Regions from separate parts of the Mus musculus genome. Here regions 1 and 3 are each linked to region 2. Evidence: chromatin loops called from intact Hi-C (ENCODE). Cell type or tissue: heart. All regions are shown on one strand. Each heading gives the region's core, and the rest is flanking DNA. Links, peaks and the distances in the headings are about the cores only.

Region 1 (8,035 bases), core at 1,901-6,900, 600 kb after region 2:
ATAGCCCACATGTCTTTCAACTGAGGGATGGATACAAAAAATGTGGTTCATTTACATAATGGAATACTATTTAGCTATTAAAAAACAAGGACTTCATGAATTTTGCAGGCAAATGGATGGAACTAGAAAATATCATCCTGAATGAGGTAACTCAGACCCAAAAGGACTTGGATGGTATGTACTCACTGGCAAGTCCAGAAGTACAGAATCCCCAGGATATAACCCACGGACCATAAGAAGTTTAACAAGAAGGAAGGTCCAATTAAGGATGCTTCAAGTCCCACTTAGAAGGGGCAACAAAATAATCATTAAAGGCAGAGGGAGGGAGGGATCTGAGGGGTGAAGGGGAGGGAGGAGGGGGAAAGGGGACCAGGATCAGGTATGGGGGGGGTAATAGAAGAGAAGCCCAGAGAATCAGGAGAATGAATGCAAAGATGCAGATAAGGGGTGGGGGCAGAGGGAACCTCTAGAATGTCTCAGAGCCCTGGGGTATGAGAAGCTCCCAGGACTCAATGGGGATGACCATAGCCAATATGCCCAACATCGTGGAGATGAAAACTCAAGAAGATAGACAGGCCCTCAGGGGAGGGATAGGGTCACCAACCTACCTTCAAAATTTTTGACCCAGAATTGTTCCTGCCTAAAAGAAATGCACGGACAAAAATGGAGCCGAGACAGAAGGAAAGGCAGTCCAGTGACCAGCCAAACTTGGGATCCATCCCATGAGCAGGCACCAAACCCTGACACTATTACTGATCCTATGATGTGTTTGTAGGAAGGTGCCTAGCATGGCTGTTCTCTGAGAGGCTCTACCAGCACCTGACTGGGACAGATGTAGATATTTACAGCCAACCATTGGACTGAGGTCAGGGATCCCTGTGGAAGAGTTGGTGGAAGGTTGGAAGGAGGTGAAGTATCAACTAAACTGGACGCCTTAGTGCTCACAGAGACTAAGCCCCCAACCAAAGAGCATACACGGATTGATTCGTGGCCTCTGGCACATATGTAGCAGAGGACTGCCTTATCTGGCCTCAGTGGGAGAGGGTGTGCCTAATCCTGTAGAGACTTGATGCCCCAGGGAAGGGGAATGCCGTGAGGGAGGGGGGAGGTGTGGATGGGTGGGGAAGGTGGGTGAGAGGACTGGGTGGTTAGGTGGGAGAGCACCCTCTCAGAATCAAAGGGGGGAGGGGTTTGAAGAACTCTAGGAGGGGGAACCAGGAAGGAGGGCAACATTTGGAATGTAAATATAATAATAATAATAATAATAATAATAATAATTAATAGAGAACAGTGAAGCACGGGGGTGGGGTTGGAGGAAAATGACCACCATTCTAGGTCATTGGCTAATTTCTAAAACAGTGTTGGAGAGTTATCTAGATTGAATGATTACCCACCCTCATTTCCCTGGGTTGCCAGAGTTACTTTAGGTCTCTATCCTAGATAATTGATGCAGGGCAGATGGGGGAAGAAGAATGGAGGAGTGACGGAGATCAGAGCTGCAGACATCAGGGACATCCCACGCTGCTCATAAGAAGAATGGAAGGCAGGTTCTGGAGTTGGGAAGCTTGGAGACTGTGCTCAGCCACATCAGTGCTCTTAATGGTGACATCGTTAAGAAGATAGGACCCAGGGTCCCAGGGCTCCATTCATCTATCCTCCTAGAGAGGAACCACTAGAACAGTTCTGGGAAGCAGCATGCGAGATTCAGGTCAGAGAACGCAGGTAGGGAAGGTCACTTGCTTACAAGACCTTTCAGTAGAATCCCATTGATAATTTCCTCCCAAGGAAGTCTGGGAGCTGAATCAGCTTGCAGATTCCTCTTAAAAAATGTTCAACATCCTTAATCATCAGGGAAATGCAAATCAAAACAACCCTGAGATTCCACCTCACACCAGTCAGAATGGCTAAGATCAAAAATTCAGGTGACAGCAGATGCTGGCGAGGATGTGGAGAAAGAGGAACACTCCTCCATTGTTGGTGGGAGTGCAGGCTTGTACAACCACTCTGGAAATCAGTCTGGCGGTTCCTCAGAAAACTGGACATAGTACTACCGGAGGATCCAGCAATACCTCTCCTGGGCATATATCCAGAAGATGCCCCAACAGGTAAGAAGGACACATGCTCCACTATGTTCATAGCAGCCTTATTTATAATAGCCAGAAGCTGGAAAGAACCTAGATGCCCCTCAACAGAGGAATGGATACAGAAAATGTGGTACATCTACACAATGGAGTACTACTCAGCTATTAAAAAGAATGAATTTATGAAATTCCTAGCCAAATGGATGGACCTGGAGGGCATCATCCTGAGTGAGGTAACACATTCACAAAGAAACTCACACAATATGTATTCACTGATAAGTGGATATTAGCCCCAAACCTAGGATACCCAAGATATAAGATATAATTTGCTAAACACATGAAACTCAAGGAGAATGAAGACTGAAGTGTGGACACTATGCCCCTCCTTAGATTTGGGAACAAAACACCCATGGAAGGAGTTACAGAGACGGAGTTTGGAGCTGAGATGAAAGGATGGACCATGTAGAGACTGCCATAGCCAGGGATCCACCCCATAATCAGCATCCAAACGCTGACACCATTGCATACACTAGCAAGATTTTATTGAAAGGACGCAGATGTAGCTGTCTCTTGTGAGACTATGCCGGGGCCCAGCAAACACAGAAGTGGATGCTCACAGTCAGCTAACGGATGGATCATAGGGCTCCCAATGGAGGAGCTAGAGAAAGTAGCCAAGGAGCTAAAGGGATCTGCAACCCTATAGGTGGAACAACATTATGAGCTAACCAGTACCCCGGAGCTCTTGACTCTAGCTGCATATATATCAAAAGATGGCCTAGTCGGCCATCACTGGAAAGAGAGGCCCATTGGACTTGCAAACTTTATATGCCCCAGTACAGGGGAATACCAGGGCCAAAAAGGGGGAGTGGGTGGGCAGGGGAGTGGGGGTGGGTGGATATGGGGGACTTTTGGTATAGCATTGGAAATGTAAATGAGTTAAATACCTAATAAAAAATGGAAAAAAAAAAACAAAAAAACACGGGCTTTGTCCACTGCGTTGCTTATGAGAGGCCCATTGGAAAGGCTTCTTTCTGTTTCTAAGAAGTAGTCTGAGGGAAGGCTCAGAATCTTCTGATCTGTGACCATCAGCATGTCCAAGGAAGTGGCTTTCTTTAGTGCCATCACCACACCTAAGCACTTTCTAAATTCTACCCGTGACTTGGTGGTCTCTGCAGTATTTGAGCGAGTACACAAAGCACTCTGATCATCTGAACTCCAGATAAACCTAGGATTTCTTTTTTATTATAATTTTTAAATGAACCCTTGAGAGTCTGATGAGGGAAATTGTTACCTTTCGTCCAGAAACATAAATACAACGTTTTAAATCTCATTTCAGAGACGTATAATCTCTGGTCTAGTCACTGATAAAAGGTCATTGAATAAAAGGCAATACTGAGTTTATTTGCAAAATCTTGCTGCGTGTGTATTGGATCTATGTGACTATATATACATCAAGTATGAGACTGACTCCCTGGGATTTGTGTTTTATAAACTCAAAATATTATTAAAATATTCTTTGTAGAGGAGTCCCTGTTTAATGAACTACAGAATATTTACTCTGGAGCCCATTGTGGCTGTTAGAGAGCATGACCATTATCATCTATACAGATTCCCAGAAGCTCGGACTTAAAAAGCCTGTGCTGATATCTCTCTCTCTCTCTCTCTCTCTCTCTCTCTCTCTCTCTCTCCCTCCCTCCCTCCCTCCCTCCCTCCCTCCCTCCCTCCCTCTCTCTCTCCCTCCCTCCCTCCCTGATGTCTATGTAATTTGTGATCGATACCCTCCCCAGGAAGGTTGTTGACCATCCACAGGAAAACAAGCAAGAGTTTAGAAAAATCCAGATTGTCTTTTGCTAGCTTGGATAGTAAGGTTGGAAATATCTCTGGAACCAAAGAATATTTAGGCTTTTGAATGATAAAGAAGGCACAATCCACAATCTCTGAATATTGGTGGGTTTTTTTTTCCTAGATAATGCATTCACCCAGGGGTCTAAGCTGACACATGCAGTGCTCACTTAGCATAGGTACAGATGCAAGCCGACTAACAGTTGGAAATGCACTAAACACTTGTACAATAATCTGATTATACACAGGAGAGGGAACATAAAAATCAATGGTCAGTTTTGTGGGTGTGCGAGTGTGCCATCTGCTGGCCACATTTGGGAAAAGCACAGAGATTTTTTTTTTCTTACAAAGCCCATTCTTTCTTTACCCAAAAGTATTTGTCATTCATCCTCTATGTGCCATATACAATCAAGTGTGATACTGTTGTCTGATGCATTTCTGTGTGTTTAAGATGTTGCACCAAAATATAGTATATAAGGAGCAAAAAAAATGACAGAAGATTACAAAACATAATTATTTTATATTTTTAAAAGAAAATTTGATACTTGGACCAATTAAATGAGCTGAAGATACTCATTGATAAAGATAATAGCATTTAATAACTGGAGAGTGATGAATACTTTTTTTTTTTTTACTTTAGTGCCATTTATTTTAGAGTTAAAAAAAAACCCTTCAAGGCATTAATGTAAGAAAATCTGGAGAAAAGGACAGTAAACAAAATTGAGATTTCATTTCTAGTGAATTTGGTGACTTTTTTAGATGTGTGTATTTTGTTTTTATTTGTTTTTTGTAGTGAGCAGTGATCACTGATTTGACGCATGCAATTATTCAAATTAATTCTGAGTTCGAAGGAAATGGCTGAAGCTACAGAATACCAGGCAGTGAACACACACTCAGATCTTAGACCTTTGGATCTTAGGAAAGCTGATCCTAGACCTCCACAGAATTCAAGAGTAGGAGCCCTGGTTAGAGCCTCATGCAGTTCAAAAGACCACAGACACTAGGGGGCTGTGGCATGCCAGGCGTGACTGAAGAGGTGGTAGAACGCCTGGCCCTGAGAGATCCAACCATTAGCAGGGAAAATGCAGAGTCACCTCATGTGGGGATGCTTGTCCTGTTTTCATGAGTCATGAGGACTCAATCGTGGGGGAGGGGGAGGGAAGGGGGAGGGCAGCTTTGGCACCATCAGCAGGATTTGCCCAGCAGTGGTGAGGCTCCCATCAGGTTCCAGACTGCCAGCCCAGCAGGAAATGCTGCAGATGAGTTTGGCTGGGGACTCACCCTCTGGGAGATTGTAGGCTGTTTTAACTAAACCAGTTTCTGTGCTTTTTCCCATGATGCCTAGGGAGGCTCAACCCCTCTTTGAAGACCCTTTTATTTCAAGTCCCCTTTTACGCCAGATGACAGTCCTAGATACTGAACTGTGTTCAGGAGGAAGGATTTTTCTCTTGGGCCTTGCCATTTCCCTTCATTTTAATACAAACTAAGAAGACTTATATACATCTATGTCAAAGAAGTAGTGAGAGAATAGCTAAATTTCAAGATTCAATCATAGGATCTATGGCCTAATGTCTTCCTACTATTTTTTGGGTGCACTGATTTTGTCTCGTTTGCTGTAATTGTGAATACTACAGTTACCTAGCCACTGTGACCCAGGGCTTCACTAATGAGCCAAGATTGGAGAGTATCACACAGAATTTATTGACATTATTTTCCTGATGAGGCTAAGTACAGGTTGTCTGTTTCAGGTTCATATATCAAGTAAGAGAGGAAGCAGTGTGGGCTACATACTCTTTGACAAGGGCTGTAATAATGAACAGAACAGGGAAGAGACACTATAATCGAGTTCTGCTATTCAGGCAGTAATTATGGTGTTTACCTGAGAACCAGCATTAGGAATGGTCAGGCTACACTTACTGAACACCGGCTGGGAAATCAGACGGTAATATAATAGTTTCATCAAACAGTAAAGAGGAACTTCAAGGGAAGCAAAGGAAAGAGTTTCTTTCTGTGTATGCTGTAAGCATGTGTATTCATGTGTGTGCAGGTTTGTTTGATCATGTGTGTACTTATGGAGGCCACAGCTCAATACCGAGTATTTTCTTCTATCATTCTTAATCATCGTTTTTGAGGCAGGGTCTCAGTGCCTTGGAGATTCCTGTTCCAGTATTCTAAAACTTGGGGTCTGCTTGTTTTCACATGGTAGAAGAAGAAAACCGACTCTCACAGCTTGTCCTTGTCCTCTGACCTCCACAAATGTACCATAAAACACACACAGGGAGAGAGAGAGAGAGAGAGAGAGAGAACAATAAAGAATTAAAATGTAATTTTAAAAGTTTTTTTTAATAAGTCTGTTGTTTGGGTCTTTATGATTGAAAGGAAACCAAACCTACCCTTTCTGCATCAAGGTTTCCAAATAAACACTGGTAATTTCAGAGAACACTTAAGTCAACAGTCCCTATGCATGCAAACACTGGTGAATCCTGTGCAGAGGAGGAAAGGACCATGGGAGCCTGTCTTTCTCTGTGAACAGCTCACCTCACAGCATAATTGAAAGCACAAGACTCCATGTACACAAAGGAAAGGTAGTTCAGAAAGCACAGAAGCTCAGCAGTAGACTGCCATGGCCATCTGGGGAAGCTAAGGTAATCAGAAACAGGGTAAACGTAGGCTTTCCCCTGAAGATAAGCTCTGTCACGGCTGAAGCCATGGTAACTTCAACATCGTTTTTTCTCTGCACAGTCGTAAGAGCCCCATGGTGCATTCGGGTGTTCTCAGAGCCCTCAGCTCAGCATCAGAAGGATCACAGAACTTCACAAGTGACCTCACCTCTCTGGTAGGAACCAATCCAATTTGCTGTCTCTCTTTTTCAATACAGCCCTAGCTTTGGAGGTTTCCTTTGGCTTGTGGCCCTATGCTAACACTGATTGCAGTACCAGACAAAGGAAGCAGGGCCCATAGAATGATCCTGATCAGGGAAGAATGGAGTTAGGTAGATGGTAATATGCTCACTAACCAAGAATGAAGACTAGACTTCAGATTCCCAGATCCCAAGCAAAAGTGGGAGGTCTGGAGAGCCAGGCCAAAGGAGAAGCGCAGGCCAAAGGAGAAGCGCAGGCCAAAGGAGAAGCGCAGATCCTGGACCAACCATGTTAGCGAAAACAGCGAGTTCAAGGTTCAGAGGGAGACATCACCTCAAAAATTAGCGTGAAAGGCATTACAAAGACACCAGAAATCAGCCTCTGGCCTCTGTATGTCCATGTAAAGGTGAGCATACCCACTCAAACACATACACATATATGCCTATCATACACACATGTACATTCAGAGGGTTGGGGGAGAGAGTGATAATGGGCTCAGTCACACGAAGACTCAGGTGTCCCTCAATGTCACAAACCTCCATAACACAGTCACCTCAGTGTTAGAGGTGACCTGTCAACAACCCCTTATAGCTTTGCAGATGACAGAACAGACCAAAGGCAGCTTGACTCTAAGCCAGCTCCCACTTTCTGCCGCAATTTCTCTTGCCTTGGCCTGGCTCCATTCTTCTCCCTTAGCCTGCTCTCAGTTTGTTCATTGCATATCCTCAAGAGAGAGTGTTCGACTGGCTGTCACAATCACCCTTGATTATTTACCACTGCTCACTGTGAGCACAACTTGATGCATAGCAATAGCTATCTTCTGACTACGTCCTGAAGAACGGGCACCTATAAAACTCCATTTGAACAGAGTCTTCACTTAGGAAGAAGAGCCAGATGATAGTGGCTTTACTTAAATCTCTCTATGCCCCACAGAGAGGAATTTAACAGACAGCCACCTCCGAAAAGCTGGACCATTGCATAGCTGTAGCTGACAACCATTCCTGTAGTATCCAGCTAACACACAAATAAATGAGAGCTAATCTATGGGATGTCAGGTGTGCTCCTAAGCGGCCTACATATGTTATGCTTTAAGTTTTAATGAGGAAACATTCATTCCACTTAGGGAAGAAGTTAGCCCAAATTGCCTGAGGTCGTGTAATGAATAAATTGTGGTTTCAAGTCTGAACACTTGATGTCAAAACTGCTGTCCTTTGTCAAACATCCTCCTATCTTCCATTCGTTCTCCATTGA
Region 2 (8,035 bases), core at 1,657-6,656:
CTGCCTGAGGTCATGTTGATGTCCATGGTCCGGGCAGCCTCTGAGGACCTTGTCTGGGTCTGTGGTCCTACTGCATCAGGGAGCTGTGTCCATGAATAGTGTTGGCTCCAGAAACCCTGTGAAGATCCATGGCCCATGCTCCTGCTGGCTGTGAAGAGCAAGGAGGCTATTTTGCTGTGTCATCCATGGCTGAAGATGCACAGTGGAGAGGAAGGGACAGGGAAGGCTTCCGTGACAACCCCTACCACCAATAGCCCATCCCCTAAAAAGTAACTGCCTAGACAGAAAACTACCAAAGAGAACTCTTTAAAAAAAAAAAAAAAAAAAAAATATATATATATATATATATATATATAATGTATATCTGACACTGTATCTGTCTTCAAACACATCAGAAGTGGGCATCAGATCCCTTTACAGATGGTTGTGAGCCACCATGTGGTTTCTGGGAATTCAACTCAGAACCTCTGAAAGAATAGTCAGTGCTCTTAACCGCTGAGCCATCTCTCCAGGTGCCAAACAGAACTCTTAAAAAAAGTCCGATGGGGACGCTGAGTTAACTCCACAGCCAATGGCTTCTGGCAGAGGTGTGGGAGGTGAAGGACTCAGTTCTATTTAAGGGGCAGGCCACTGAGAGTTTAGCCATGCTCCAGTGAGTATATAGATAGCACAAATTTGACTTTTTTTTTAATTCTTGTTTTTATTTTTACTTTCGGGGGGTGGGGGGTAGATACGATACGGCAGCGCCGAAGGAGCCTCCGTTGGCCCCGGATAGCCGGGTCCCCGTCCGTCCCCGCTCGGCGGGGTCCCCGCGTCCTCCCCGCAGCGGCGCGGGGTCTCCCCCCGCCGGGCGTCGGGACCGGGATCCGGTGCGGAGAGCCGTTGTCTTGGGAAACGGGGTGCGGCCGGAAAGGGGGCCGCCCTCTCGCCCGTCACGTTGAACGCACGTTCGTGTGGAACCTGGCGCTAAACCATTCGTAGACGACCTGCTTCTGGGTCGGGGTTTTGTATGTAGCAGAGCAGCTCCCTCGCTGCCATCTATTGAAAGTCAGCCCGAAATGGGGTGGGGAGCAAGCCTGCCGGTCCAGCCATGATGATAAGCCTGTAAGCAGCACCCCTCCATGGCCCTCACATCAGCTCCTGCCTCCAGGTTCCTGCCCTGTTTGAGTTCCAGTCCTGACTTCCTTTGGTGATGAACAGCAATATGGAAATGTAAGCCAAATAAACCCTTCCCTCCGCAAGTGGCTTTGGTCACAGTGTTTTATTTCAACAATAGCCATCCTAACTAAGAGAATGACTGGGTCTGGTTTCATCTTTGCTGGATAACAAAAAAATGTATCTGACTGGAAATTCTTCTGTCCAAGGGCATGTGAGTTTCTCTTACTCTTCTTGCAGGGAAACCTTTGTAAAGAAATAGGAATAAAGACAAGCAAATACAAAGAAAACATATACAATAAGGACTGCCAACTTTAGCTGCAACATACATTTTTATTTTATATGTGTGGCGTTTGAATAAGAGTGACCTCCACAGGCTCGGAGAGTGGTAGTCTATGAGAGGGATTGGGAGGACCGGCCTTGTCAGAGGAAGTGTGCCACTCTGAGGCTTTGAGGTTTCAAAAGCCTATGCCAAGTCTCTCTCTGCCTCTCTGTCACTCCCCCCACCCCGTGACACCCCCCCCCCCCCCCCCCCGCCAATCAGGATGTAGCTCTTAGCTACTTCTCCAGCACCACACCCATCTGCTGCTGTGTTCCATGCCAGGATGACAGGGAACTAAGCACCTGACACTGTAAGCCAGCCCTCAGCTAAATGCTTTCTTTTAGAAGAGTTGCCTTGGTCATGGTGTCGCTTCACAGCAATAGAACAGTGACTAAAACAATGTGTATTGGGTGTTTTGCCAGCATGTATGTCTGTGAGCCAGATTCATGCAGTGCCCATGGATGCCAGAAAAGAGAACCGAATCCCCGGAACTGGAGTTACAAACAGCTGTTACTGGGAATTGAACCTAGGTCCTCTGAAAGTGCTCTTAACTGCTGAGCCATCTGTCCAGCCCCTATAGTCTAGCTTATAATGATGTAATTGGGAAGTCTCTTTGAATCCGTATTTACAACAGACTCTTTTTTCTTTTTCACAGTACTGAGGGTTCAATGCAGAGCCCTGTCAATGCTAGGCAAGTGCTCTACCACGAACACCATCAGCTATGATCTTTTATACTAACACTAAGCATGCAGAGTGATTTTATACAAACACACCCGAAGCCTACTCGGCACAATAGCTGAGAAGGCCTTTTTCAGTGTGTACCTGAATTAGCTTTACTATGGTTGGCAGAAAACAGCAAAAGGAAATATGGGAAGGATTGAAGTTGTAGATTCCAGCTAGTAGAAAAGCAGGTTTTTTTTGTTTGTTTGTTTTGTTTGTTTGTTTGTTTGTTTTTCAAGACAGGGTTTCTCTGTATAGCCCTGGCTGTCCTAGAACTCACTGTGTAGACCAGGCTGGCCTAGAACTCAGAAATCCACCTGCCTCTGCCTTCCGAGTGCTGGGATTAAAGCGTGCACCACCACACCCGGCTTGTTTTTGTTTTTTTGTTTTTGGGTGTTTGTTTGTTTGTTTTTAAAGATTTATTTTATTAATATATGTAAAGTACACTGTAGCTGTCTTCAGACACTCCAGAAGAGGGTGTCAGATCTCGTTACGGATGGTTGTGAGCCACCATGTGGTTGCTGGGATTTGAACTCTGGACCTTCGGAAGAGCAGTCGGGTGCTCTTACCCACTGAGCCATCTCACCAGCCCCTGTTTGTTTGTTTCGAGACAGGGTTTCTCTGTGTAGCCCTGGCTGTCCTGGAACTCACTCTGTTAGACCAGGCTGGCCTTGAACTCAGAAATCCACCTGCCTCTGCCTCCCAAGTGCTGGGATTAAAGGCGTGCACAGTTTAGAAAAGCAGATTTACAGGGCATGGGAGCTGGTGTTCCGAGACTTCTGTATTCAATAATGCAAAGTCTTAGCTAGTGATTAGATCAGTTTCTGGGAAGTAATTGTTGGAATGACCTGGAAGGGAGCATTGCTTCCCTAAGGACTCCTTAGGTCAGCGGTTGTCAAGCTGAGGGTCTTGACCCCTTCGGGGGTCACGTATCAGATAGCCTGCATACCAGATACTTATGTTACTTTTCATAACAGCAAAGTTAGTTATGAAGTAGCAGTGAGATAATGTTATGGTTGGGGGTCACCACGACCTGAGGAACTGTGTTAAAGGTCACAGCCTTAGGAAGGTTGAGAACCACTGCTGTCGATGATGTAATGAAAAGAGGAAAATCTCGATTCTGTCCGTTAACAAATGAATTTGAATGTGATGCTTAGTCCCTTCACCGAGTTTTCACTTGTGTGTTAAGAGGAAGTGATACACATTTGTAAGGAACTGTGAAAGATGTTAAAATATCTGGCATTGTGACCTTGCTAAGTGGCAGCTATTTATAATGGACTGACCAACGAACAAATATTATAGGAACCGGAAATGGTGGCAGAATAAGAAAAACAGGGCAAAAATACTCCAGGTGGTAAAATCTTCAGTGCATCCAAGGGACTGACTCATGGGTTGCTAGGGGAGTTGCTAGGAAAGATCCGAGAGAACCCAGGCAATATAAAGTTCCCGTCAGAGCCACTGGGTGGCGCTCTAGGATCCACTTTGCTCCATGTCCTTTGGTCTCAGCCGCGGGAGACTTCATGTTCTTTCAGAGAAAGCTGGAGCCAGTTTTTCTGCTTTAAGGAACCATAAAATTGGACAAAATACAGGAAAAATGATTTGCAGATAACTCTACATAGGGAGGAAATAAAGTAAGGACTCCAGGTTCCCCCGGGGGGGAAAAAAAAAAGAGCAGCAAAGGAAATAAATGCCAAGGAGGAAGGAAACAGTGGGTAGACTGTGCATCAGTATCAGAAAGGAGGAAGCTTTATGAAGAGTGAGGTTTGGAAACACATAGAATTTCCCTTTTTATTCCTGTAGCTTCAAATTGGTTTGGGGGCTGGAAAGATAGCCAGGCTATTAAAAGCACTCACTACTTCAGGTTTAACTCCCAGCTCCTACATGGTGGCCCACAGTTGTCTATAACTCCAGTTACAGACGACAGACAGCCCCTTCTGACCTCCGAGGGCAACACAGACATGCACACAGACATACACACAGGCAACACACTCATGCACCTATGTCTTTTTTATGACATTGGTTTTATGTAAGGTGTAGAGTGGGGTGCTCTGATGCCCATAGATAGGGATAGGATCACCAGGGTCAAGCTTATGACCATCCATCACCTCTGAGGTGCATGCATGCACTCGAGTATGTGTTAAAAACATGAAATATCTCTTCTAGTAAACAGCCAAAAAGTGATAAAGATTAAGCATCTTCTAGGAAAAAAAAAAACACAACCCTTCTAGATCAATGGCACAGCACCTGCCTAACATGTACAAGAACCTGGGTCCGATCCCTAGTAACACATGAACACACCCAGATAAAACAGCAAGAACTTCATTCTTTTCTTCCTGCCTTCTTAGATCCCAGTCACTGGAGATAAGATTGGTACCCTGATTATGTAAAGTGGTCAAGGATGTAGTCTACTGTGACAGAGAAGTCACAGCACCGGAGGCCTGAGGCCTCTGGTCACATGGCCCTTGCATCCAGGAAGCTAGAATAAAGCAAGCCAAACCAGCTCCCTTCCCCTTTTCCTTCAGTTTGGCCTTTCGAAAAGTCAGTGAAGCTAATCTACGCAGTCCCTTGCAGGCATGCCTGGAGGCTTGTCTCCTGAATGATTTTAGATGGCATCAAGGTGACAGTCAGTAGAACCATCACAGCACCTCTAGTGTCCTATGAAGTAAGAGAGGCTAAGTGTCCTGTCAAAGTTTGAGTGTGAAATGTCCTCACAGGATCAAGTGTTGGTGATATATGGCTGCCAGCTGACAGGCTTTGGGGCAGTGACTGGCTCCTGGTAGCTCCTCCTTCATTGATGGATGGAGTCCCTGATAGATTCCTAATATAATGGGCTTATTGGGAAGGGGTGAAAGCAGGAGGTGGGGTCGCTGGGAGCCCTTCCCTGTCTTCTCAGACACCATACTGTAGATAGCTTTGCTGGTCCACGTTCTTCTACTGTAATATACATCTCGTCACGGCCCTGAAAGAAGAGGGCTACCTGTGAACTGAAAACATGAATCACAACAATCGCAACCAGCCCTTCCTTCTTCCGAGCTGTTCTCTCAGCTTCCGGCTATGGCAAAATGAAAGTCCAACAGTTCCCTAAAGGAAATTGTTGGCCAGCCAAAGACCCCAGAAAATAGACAAATACTCTTCCATTGTTAACTTTGTATTGTTGACTCAGGATCTAAGTTGCCCAGGCAGGCCTGGTACTTCCAATCTCTTCTCAGCCTTTTGGAGGAGCTGAAATTACAGGCGTGGGCCCTCATGCCTGGCTGAAATTTATGTTGTACCACTTTAGTTAGCATTCAAAAGTATGTGTTTTGTTACGGTATTTTTGTTAGTTTTTTCGAGACAGGATTTCTCTGTGTAGCCCTGGCTGTCCTGGAACTCACTTTGTAGACCAGGTTGTCCTCAAACTCAGAAATCCACCTGCCTCTGCCTCCCAAGTGCTGAGATTAAAGGCGTGCGCCACCACTGCCCGCCTTGCTATGGCATTTTCATACACGTGTAATATACATTGTCCAAACCCACCCTCCCTGATACGCCTCCAGCCCCCACCCTACACACACACCCACCACCACCATCCCTCTTTCTCCTCTCACTGGTGGTTTCCTACCTCCTCCTAGACTTCTAACCAACCTTCACTGACACAGTCGTCCAAGACTTCCCCAAACAGAACCAATGCTTCCCTTGTCTGTGCACCTCGATGGCAAGGCGTCTTCTTGCCAGTATTACTGCTTACCTCCCTCCGCCCAGGACACTGTGCTCAATGGCTGCTGAGTAGCTCTGACAAGACTGGGGGGGAAAAAAAATCACCATCCAGATATTCACAGTACAAGAACATTTGAGGGCTGAGCTGTGGCTGAGGAGTGAGTTACGGAGATGATCTGTCTGCAGCCATGAACTTTCTTGAGCGGATGCAAGAATCCTCATTATTTCAAGTCTTCTAGATGTTTTAACCTTTTGTTGTTGTTGTTTCAGTAACTCTTCTCTATTCAGATAAGCATTTATCATTGGAGAAGAAGAGAAGGTTTTTAATTAAGTGGTGTAGCTTGAAGTATCTAGTGACCACTGAGTGCATCTAAGCCTAGGAACAACCGAACGAGGGTCAACCACAAGCCTTGCACTTTATCAGCAAGATTTACTAGACGAGGCCTTTGGACAGAGGGAGTGAGGCAAACTAGTCTCTCTTTGGGGATTGTCTCTGAGGTAGAACAACTGACTGCAGAAAATTAAGCCATAGCCAACCTAGATTGCTTTTGTTTCCCCTAAAATGTTTCACGTATTTATCATTGAGCCAAGCCCCTAGTGCAGATCGAAGAACAGAAAGGACACATTCCCAAGAAGATGTGGCCATCCCCAGAGTGCTGACATGCGGCTTGATATAACTTGTGATCTGGACTTAGCAGAGATATATGTTGCTATCTCACATACAATTCCTGAGAGACCCGGCTGGGTTCTCCTCCAGAGTCTCCTCTCAGAGATAGGTCTGATCTTATCACTAATTTCACCCACACCCTTCAGGGAATGGTGTGATTGACTTCGTCAATCATGAAGAAACATCATGAGGTACTGGGTCAGTCACGTGCACCATGACAGCAGTGTTCCCCACTGTCCCAGGGTCTAACAAAAACAAAACAAAACCCCAAAAAGCTGGGCAGTGGTGGCACATACCTTTAATCCCAGCACTTGAGAGGCAGAGGCAGGCGGATTTCTGAGTTCGAGGCCAGCCTGGTCTACAGAGTGAGTTCCAGGACAGCCAGGGCTATACAGAGAAACCCTGCCTCGAAAAAAAAAAAAAAAAAACAAGAAACAAAAAAGAGGGGGTGTCTTTGTGTCCAACTCATGAACTCAGGTGACTCTGCTCTCAGTCTCTCAGGAGCCAGGACTACAGGAGTGAGTAACTCACCACACCACACTCAGTTCCCCGTTCTTATAATATTCAAGTCCACCGAGAAAGGAAACTCTTACCGACCCTACCCCAGTAGAATGGGCTTATTTTTCTGTCTAGTGCAATCAGAACTTAGGAGACAGTAAAATCTGTGGGTTATGACCACATTTTTTTTTTTTGAGAAATGAAGGAACAATATTCAAAATGCATGGAAGAGGGAAATATTTCAAGAAACTTCTTTATTTGGATTGTGATAATAGATGCTTTTCCCTGGGTTGTAGTTTAGAAAGCAAGCAGGAAAAGCACGGTGCTGAAGTGTTTATTGTCGCATCTTGCTTTAAAACGCATTTATTTTTCCTGTGAATGGAATCTTCTACCACCAGGTCAAGCAGTCTCCGCGATTTCTTAGCTCTCTTCATAAGACAGCTGTGAAGGTCGATTTAGCTGTTCAGAAAATGGCTGAAATAATTATAAACCTGAAAGCTACTTTTGCACTAAGAAAAAAAAAGCCCTTGACTCTATTGAATTTCTTCAGCAGCCAATGAATCCTGGATCCATACAAAAATATATTTAGCTTCCACCTGCAAAAAGTGGCCATTTGATTATCATCTCACTAGACTTGCACCTGTCTCCTTCCTTACAGTGTGGCAACAGTGGAATAAATTAAAGGAAGCGTTAATTCATCATTAAAGAAGGCTTTTTAATAAAAATATTCAGATCGGATTATCGGAGCAAGGAAATATTTTAACAAATTAGTCACAATTTTTTCTAAGAGTTTGTACTTACCTTCCATGAAGCCATCTGAACACGGGGCAGTGGAACTCGAGACTCCCGCTAAGTAACTGAAGACTTTAACAGGACCAAAGGAGTCAGCACTGCAGCTATGAGGTAGAAAGACAAGGAACCCGAACCCCAAGGGTCAGAGTGTTTGCTGGTTTTCTGATCTACTAGTATGGGATTTGAGG
Region 3 (8,035 bases), core at 1,901-6,900, 550 kb after region 2:
TAAAGCAACAAGGCAAGAGAAGGGAATAAAAGGGACATCAGGAAATTAAATCATCTTCATTGTCAAGTGACATGATTCTATACATAAGAAAGCATAAAGACTACTGCAGGAAACCCCTGGAGTTGATTAACACTTTCGGCAAAATAGAAGGTTATAGGCCATACCAAAATCCATAGCATCCTATACACCAATGCCAACTATATACTAAGAAAGTAAACAGGGAAATGATTCTATTCAAAATAAACTAAAAAATAAAAGATAACTTGTAATTAACCTGAGGAAGTAAAATACTTTTACAATAAAAACGTTTAAAATACTGAAGAAAGAATTGAATATGACTTTAGAAGACAGAAAGGCCTAAAATGCTGTGGATTGGTCGGATTAATACTGTGAAAATGGCCACCCTATCAAAAGCAATATACAAATTTAACACAATCCAAATCAAACTGAGAACTCAATTCATCACAGAAATAGAAAAAAGATAATAAAAATTCATGTAAAAGCACAAAAGATCTTGGATAGCCAAATCAATCCTGAACAATAAGAACAAAGCTGAAGTATCATAATACCTGACTTTAAGTTGTATTGTAGAGACATACCTGTAAGAAAAAAATTACAGGACAGGCACACATTTAGAGACACAGGCCAATGGAATAGAATAGAGAACTCAGATATAAGACTATATAAACCATAGCCACCTGATTTTTGATAAAGCTCAAAATACACATTAGAAAGAAGACAGCCTATCTGACAAATGGTATTGGGAAAACTGAATGTATGCACTTAGAAAAATGAAACTTGATTCTTGTTTCTCACTCTGCACAATAATCAATTCCAAATGGATCAGAGACCTAAGTGTTAGAACAGGCCATCCCAAACTGCTATCAGGTAAAGGAGAGAGTACACTTAAAGATATAGACATAGCCTAGGATTTTCTGAACTGGATGCTAGTCACTAGGGAAGTAAGAACAATCAAAGGAGAGCTTACGAAAGTAGAAGGCTGTTAAGCAAGTGAAGGAACAGCCTGGAGACTGGGAGACCATCTTTGCCCGCTGTACTTCTGGCAAATAATTAGTGTTTAGAATATAAAAGAACTTTAAAAACTAAATGTCAAGGAAACAAACAACTTCACTAAAAATGGACCATGGAACCGAATGGAGAGTTCTTAAACAAATGACCAAAAGTACTTTAAAAGAGTTTAAAATATATAGCCATTGGGTAATTGCAAAATAAAATTACTTTGATGTTTCATCTTACTCAAGTAAGAATGGCTAATAACAAAAAAGTGAATGCTAGCAGGCATGTGTAGGAAAGGCCCACTCATGCTCATACTCACTCCTGGGGGAGTACAGACTGCTGCAGCCACTGTGGAAATCAATAAGGAAATTCCTCGAACAGCTTACAACAGAGCCGCCAAACAATTCCTGAGAACATACTCAGAAAATCCTATGCTCTACCAAACAGGGACCTGTACTTGTGTGTTCATGTGGCTATTCACATGCTAGTCACATGCTAGTTACAATAGCAAAGAAATGGAGCCCAAGTGTCCATCAGTGGATCAATGGATAATGAAAATGTGGTACATAGCCACAATGGAACTTTGTTCAGTGGTAAAGAAGGATACAGTTGTGAAATTTGCAGGAAAATGGATGGATCTGAAAAGTATTAGACTGAGTGAAGTAATTTAGACGTAGATATAAGAATGCCATATGTTCTTCTTATTTGCATGCCCTTAATATGAAGCTTTAGAGTAGTGTATTTAATTATAAGCAGTGCTAAATGCCAGGAAAAGGGCTCTTAGAGGGTGATGGGGGAGGGGAGAAGCCTGAATGGATGCGGAACAGTAGAGGATACTGGCAGGAAAGTGAAAGAACTTCCTGAGAAGAAGAGTTTCAGTGGAAGAGGAAGGAGAAAAGGGATAGGGTGAAATGACTGAACTACATTCTATAAATGAATAAAACCATCAAACGTGTATTAAAACATCTTCAGGCCTGCTGTCACTGATGGTGGTTGTGTGGGCATCCAACTCGACCTCACTCTGCCTTTGTGCCAGCTTTCTTTCAGATAGTCTCAGAGACAAAATAAATATCCTCTCTGATTGGATATTTAATTGATATCCAATCTAAAGATGAGAATATTTCAGTCTTCATAGGTACTAACAGTTCATCTATTAATTTCCTTGGGGGATTTCTCAGTTTGGAGGTAGCCTACAAGCTGATGTCAATGGTGTCCACAATCTCCTTCTACAGTTCTCCAGGTTTTAAACTGACTAAATGCAGGTGCTCAATGGTTGGCATTTACAAGTTAAGGTTGGCTCTGTTATCATTAGACTAGATATCTGCCATCACTGGAGACCGTGTTTGCAATGTACCCTTTCTGTCTAGTCTTGAGATCTGGTTATCAGTTCATTGAGCAGCAGGAAAGCTCCTAGTTACAACTGAGTTGCTATCCTCAGTTTAGACAATCACTGGCCACCAATTTAGTCCACAGGAGTTGTGTGTGGGGTAGGGTGGGGGTGGGGTTTGTGAGTCAGATGATTGAGTCTTGAGGGGTGACCTGGTTGCCAAAACAGCAGGCACATTAGTAGAACTTCTTTTCTGAGCATTGCTAGAATGGCCTTATGACTCAGGTGACAAGAGAAGCCTGACCTTGTTGCTGAACTACAGTCTGAAGCTTTGCTTTGCCAGCCTTCAACGGAGTTCAGAGCCACAGCAGGATGCCTGCGAGTGAGGCTATGCACAGGCATTCTGAGAAAGTTGCTCCCTTTTTATTACAGATTCTGTTTGTACCTTCTAAGGGCAGCAACCTGGAGGCTCTGTCCATCCTCTCTCCCTCTCTCTCTTTTTTCCTAGAAAACTATGAAATGAAAATTGTGGCTCTCACTATAAATGTGACTAGTAACATGCATATACATTATACATGCGTGTGAGCACACACACACTCTCACACACATATATACATATATAATTTTTTAGTCTTTGGAGTTAGCATTGTTAAAAATGCTTTACATATGTGTAAATTTACTCAGTCCTGAGCAACCACTCCAGAGGGTAGATGCTATTTTACTCCTATAGAAGTATTATAGATGCTATTTACTCTATAGAAGATAAGGAAATGAAGCTTTTGATCAGATTTTTACAGCAGGCAAGCAGAGAACCTAGGGTTCGAATGCAAGCCATCCAACCCCACCACATTACCCAGATCTAGCAGGTCTTGTGTTTTGGCATTGTGTTATACTCCTGTCTCAGAAGTAGTTGGCTTTTTTTCTAGCGTTAACATGTCTACAAGGAGTCTACTTGGCCTGAACATCTTAAGAAAATCCTGGTATGCATAGACTGGAACTTAGAGATAAGAAGAGAGACATCTCCCTCACTTTATAAGCATAAGGTTCCTTAGAATAGAATCTTTCCTTGCAAGTGCCCTAAAAATATGGTTTGATTTTCCATAATTAATGTACCTGTGGCTTTTTAAAGAAAGTATATTGTATCAGTTACTTTCCTTATTGCTGCTACAAAATACTCAACAAGAGTAAGTTCAACATGGAAAGGTTTGTTTTGAGCCACAGTTTATAACAACAGTCCATTATGGAAGGCGTCATGGCAGAAGGAATGACTGGCCACGTTGTGTCTACAGTCAGGAAGCAGAGGGAGATGAATGATGTCTCTCACCCACCTTTCTTCTTTTTATATAGTCTAGGATCTTGGCTCACTTGGCTGAGCCCATCGTAGCATCCATATTTAGAGTAGGTCTTCACACCTTAATTAAACCAATCTACAAACTTCCTCATACATGGGCTCCAAGGTTTGTCTTCAAGGGGACTCTCAATCTTGTCAACCAATACTAACCATCATAGGTATGGTATGTTCTCTGTCTTCAAAGAATGAGGAAACTTTGGAGTGATGTCTGAAAACAGGTTGCTGTATGATCCAGAAAGGGAATTAAATTAAAAATAACCCAAGCTTCATTAGTACTGAATATATTTAAGGATTTTCCAACAATAAAGGAAGAAAGGAGGAAACCTTAAATGTATGTGCTGGGTTTTTTTGTTTGTTTTGTTTTGTGTTTTGTTTATTTGTTCATTCCACAAAAACAATCCCAGAATCTTATGTTGTTTGGTTCTTTAAAAACCCAGTTGTTTTTCTAATATTCCATGTCAGTATGACTGGAATTTTGTGAGGTTAATTACACAGGTCATTGACCCTCCCCCTCCAGGTTTCCTTCAGTTCTTTCCCCATAGCTTAGGAACAGGACTTAGAGACATAAGCCCTAAGAGATCAGAAATCTGAGAGACATGTTTGTCAATTGTGGTTTTGGAACCCTGGCATACAGAAGCTATTTGCTGATGGGGACATATTTAATCAAAATTCCATAATATGAACAAAATTAGGATGAAATAGAAATGCTAATACATTGTTAAGATGAGGCTCTGGAGTTACAGTGAGATATGGGGCCAGATTCAAGGGAGTATTGGAGAATTTCTTAGTAAGCCATGTTAAGCATCATGGTTGCTTGCATGGGGAGCACTGTTTCCTTCTGAGAAGAAACCTGGAAATGGAGCTCTCCCTGTAGGATTGACCTGTGGTGAAGGCAGACTCAGGCACGCTGGACTCTTAGATTTGAGCTTGCCCTGCCTCTTACTAGCTTTGCAGTCATCAACAAATTTCCTATCTACTCCTAGGTTCTTATTTATAAACTAGAGGATTTAATAAGCTCATATCCATAAAATGGTCACATTGCATGTAGAACTTCAAAACACTATACAAATAGGTAGCCGTTAGTATAGTCATCAAAATAAAATCAGTGAGCCTGCCATTGAAAACCTCTAACACTAGCAACAACCTTCACCTGTTCCATGTTTTGGAATCATCCCTCTGATATCAAAAGTGCTGATGGTTCTGTTCCAGCCCATCTCTAAGAGTTGGGACTTTTTGATGGTGCTTCTCTTTCTTGAGGCTTCAAGGTGAAGACAAATTCTTCCTGGATAGACTCAGTTGCTCAGGACTTTGGCACCCTCTAGTGCATGATGGGTGTTGATGCTTTGCAGCTCCCATCCTACCAGTCACTGCTTCTGGAAAACCCTACCACTCTGATATATTAAGCCTCTTTAAATCAGTTGTCAGGGCTCCATGCATGTTGAACACCCCGGACTTGGCCAGTAGCAGGAATAGCAGATAACCATGGCTGTGGCTGATATGTGAAGGGAAACACCCCAGTCAAGTATCGGTATGTGACAGGTATGCCGACTGTCAGATCTCTAGGAAAATGATGCAATAAAACAAATTCATACAGAGTTCAGACAAGGAAGCACATGCATTTAACACAGGAGGCATGAGTGAAGAGCACCTTGGCTCCTTAGTCTATGTCATTGAAGATCAGATGCTAAAATGTACCGTTTACCATCAATTCCAAGATGCAGGATCTTTAATCATTTTCCATCCTTCTGGAATTGAATCCTTCTTACACATGACATTACGCTTTGTAATTTGATTTGGGGTAATTTTAAATTTCTTGAGTGATATATAATAATATTTAAATTCATATTATAATTGCTGACATATTGATAATTATAGTGATGACGTCTGACAGTATAAATCATTTTTTTGCCCAAATTCTTTAGGCCAGCCAGTTTGTTTCCAAATGCTGTGAGTTTTATTTTCTAGGCAAAGGCCAGGGGTGGCAGTAGGTATCTTTATCTCCAATGCTGAGGAGACAAGGAAGAAAAGATAGGCAAATCCCTAGAGCTCATTGGATGGCCAGTCTACCAAACTGGTAAGCCCCCAGTTCAATGAGAACTCTGTCTCAAAGACAAAATGAAGAGGAGTGCCAGTGTGTGTGTGTGTGTGTGTGTGTGTGTGTGTGTGTGTGTGTGTGTGTGTGTGTGTGTTTGTGTAACTCAGTGGGTAAAGGCATTTGCCACCCAGACTCATCATCTGAGTTTGATCTCCAAGACTCACATTGTGGGAGAACTGACTCTTACCAGTTGTCCTCTGACCCCCTCCCACAATAAACAGATAAACAAACAAACAAACAAACAGGAAAATGAAATAATCTGGAGAATTGATAGAGGAAGACACTTGATATCTGCTTCTGTCCCCCTGCATTTCCACACACAGACACTTAATGTCTGCCTCTGTCCTCAAATAGTTGCACAAAGACACTTGATGTCTGGTTCTATCCCCTACATAGCTGCACAAAGACAATTGATGTCTGACTCTGTCCTCACATAGCTGCACATAGACACTTGTCTGCCTCTGTCTCCCACATAGCCCCACATAGACAAAAGCACCTGCTATACTTGTGCACCCCCCATTACACATTTTAAGTGATAAATGAATTACTACAAATTAATAAGGAATAAAAGAGTCAACCCAGTGGTCTATTTATTAGAAAAATAAACAAACTCTTGACTAGACCGTGGCCATGGGAATGGCTGAGATGGAAGAAGCCAACGAGTAGAGTGCAGAGTAACTGTGGTTCTCTATGATGTAAAAGTTGTATAGTCATTTTGGAAATCCAATGGCCTCTCCTTAAGCTTTGTGCCTTCACAAAGACTCAACAGTGTCATCTTCATCAGACATATGCCAGAAGAAGTACATGTTCCTTCAAAAATACTTAAGAATAGTCACAGAGGTACCATGAAGAAGAGACAAAAAATTACAATTGGCCTAATGTCTACCATTATATGAATGAATACGTGCACTCTTATAGTCACACAACAAACCCAGCAATGGAAATAAATAATCAACAACTACATGAAACAAAGAAGATCACAAGCTCGACAATTGAAGAAGTCAGACACAGAATGGCATAGAAATTAATTTATGAGAGGCACATTATCTAGCAAAATTAATCTATGTCATTAAAACTGAGAAGCTGGCAACACTGGAGAAAAATATTTGCATTGGGTGTTGGTCATATGATATAATTTTAAATATACATTTTGGTTGTATAGATCGTATAATTTTAATAAGATCTATGGATTCCTAGGTATATCACTCAATTGCTAGAGCACTTGGCTAGCATGCGTGAGGCTCAGTCACCCGAATGGAGGGAATGGAGTTAGAATTTAGGAATCTCAAATGTCACTGAAGCAATGTAAAAGCTAAATTATATTAAGACTCCTCATCACATGATGAGGCTGAAGAGACTTAAGAAGTGGGTATATATGCACATGTGTGTCTATGTGTAGGGTGGGGAGGGATCATACGAAGGGAAAGAGATAGCTGAACTGCAACCCTTCGGCTTGTCACCTAGCCAGATTTTGCTCTCCTTCCTTAGGCCCCCTTGAGTTTCTTGGGTCCCTAGAGCACCACATAAAGGGCTTACTCTGGTTGCTGTCATCGACATATGCAAATAGGGGAAAGATTTCCCTCAGTTTCTGAAATGTGTTAACAACTCTGGCTTGTGCATAGCAGTTTCTTTTTATCAACATCTGAAGCTTGTTGCTTAAGATGCCGATGGCAGGGCACTGACAGCCTGAGTTCTTCTCTAGCCTTGCATATAAGTGGGGGGAGGGGAAAAACCTGAGGACAATGCACTAAGGGAGAATCTGTCTTCTCACTTTTCCTGTCTCTTTCCTCTTTTTTAAGAAGCCCATACGTGACATCCATAGCTATTGACTGGTTACTATTCCCCTTCTGTGAGAATCTTGTGATTCTCTAACTCTCAGTTCTATATTTTATAAAATAATGTATCCAGGACAGCAGGTATCTATGGTTAAAAAGCTGAGGTTCCGGTCTTTGAGAGCAGAACCTCTGGGTTTTCTGCAGGAGCTTTCCATCAACAGAGTCACACTTTGTGCTCCCACAGCTGACTTGGGCATCTCCAAATTCCATTTACATTGTCATCACAGACAAATGCAATGTGTTGTGTCACTAGTTTGTTTCTATAAGGTGTATTTCAGTTATCTTTTTTTTTTCAACTTAAAGGGAGTAAGAGATAATTATTCTGGAACCATTTTGGATGGCTGTGGGCTAGGACACACAGATTTAGGTTACCCCGAATTCCGTGTTCCAACATGAGAGCAAATTTTATG

What was found. Peaks named below come from ENCODE experiments on the same cell type or tissue, not always from the same donor. Only the 100,000 strongest peaks of a DNase experiment are listed, where the experiment ranks them.
Region 1: it touches region 2 in a loop (2.6-fold over the local background); 6 of 42 quality-filtered maps call a loop at or near these places.
Region 3: a loop joins it to region 2, with 2.2 times the contacts of the local background. A loop is called at or near these places in 11 of 42 quality-filtered maps.

What each region holds. Positions count from the first base shown.
Region 1 is chr1:166,734,385-166,742,419 of GRCm38, reverse strand. No RefSeq gene overlaps it. Among named protein-coding and RNA genes, the nearest start is that of Fmo9, 57 kb to the right of the region's middle. In heart, for the core only: a CTCF peak has its summit at 4,236 (motif pointing left); no DNase peak of the experiment used is centred there.
Region 2 is chr1:167,333,241-167,341,275 of GRCm38, reverse strand. Tmco1 (transmembrane and coiled-coil domains 1) reads right to left here. Exons shown (of 7, transcript NM_001039483.1): 7 at 7,298-8,035. Among named protein-coding and RNA genes, the nearest start is that of Gm24182, 12 kb to the left of the region's middle. In heart, for the core only: no CTCF peak of the experiment used is centred there; DNase peaks (open chromatin) are centred at 3,655 and 4,665; H3K27me3 peaks cover 466 bases.
Region 3 is chr1:166,779,289-166,787,323 of GRCm38, reverse strand. No RefSeq gene overlaps it. Among named protein-coding and RNA genes, the nearest start is that of Gm33404, 72 kb to the left of the region's middle. In heart, for the core only: a CTCF peak has its summit at 5,013 (motif pointing left); no DNase peak of the experiment used is centred there.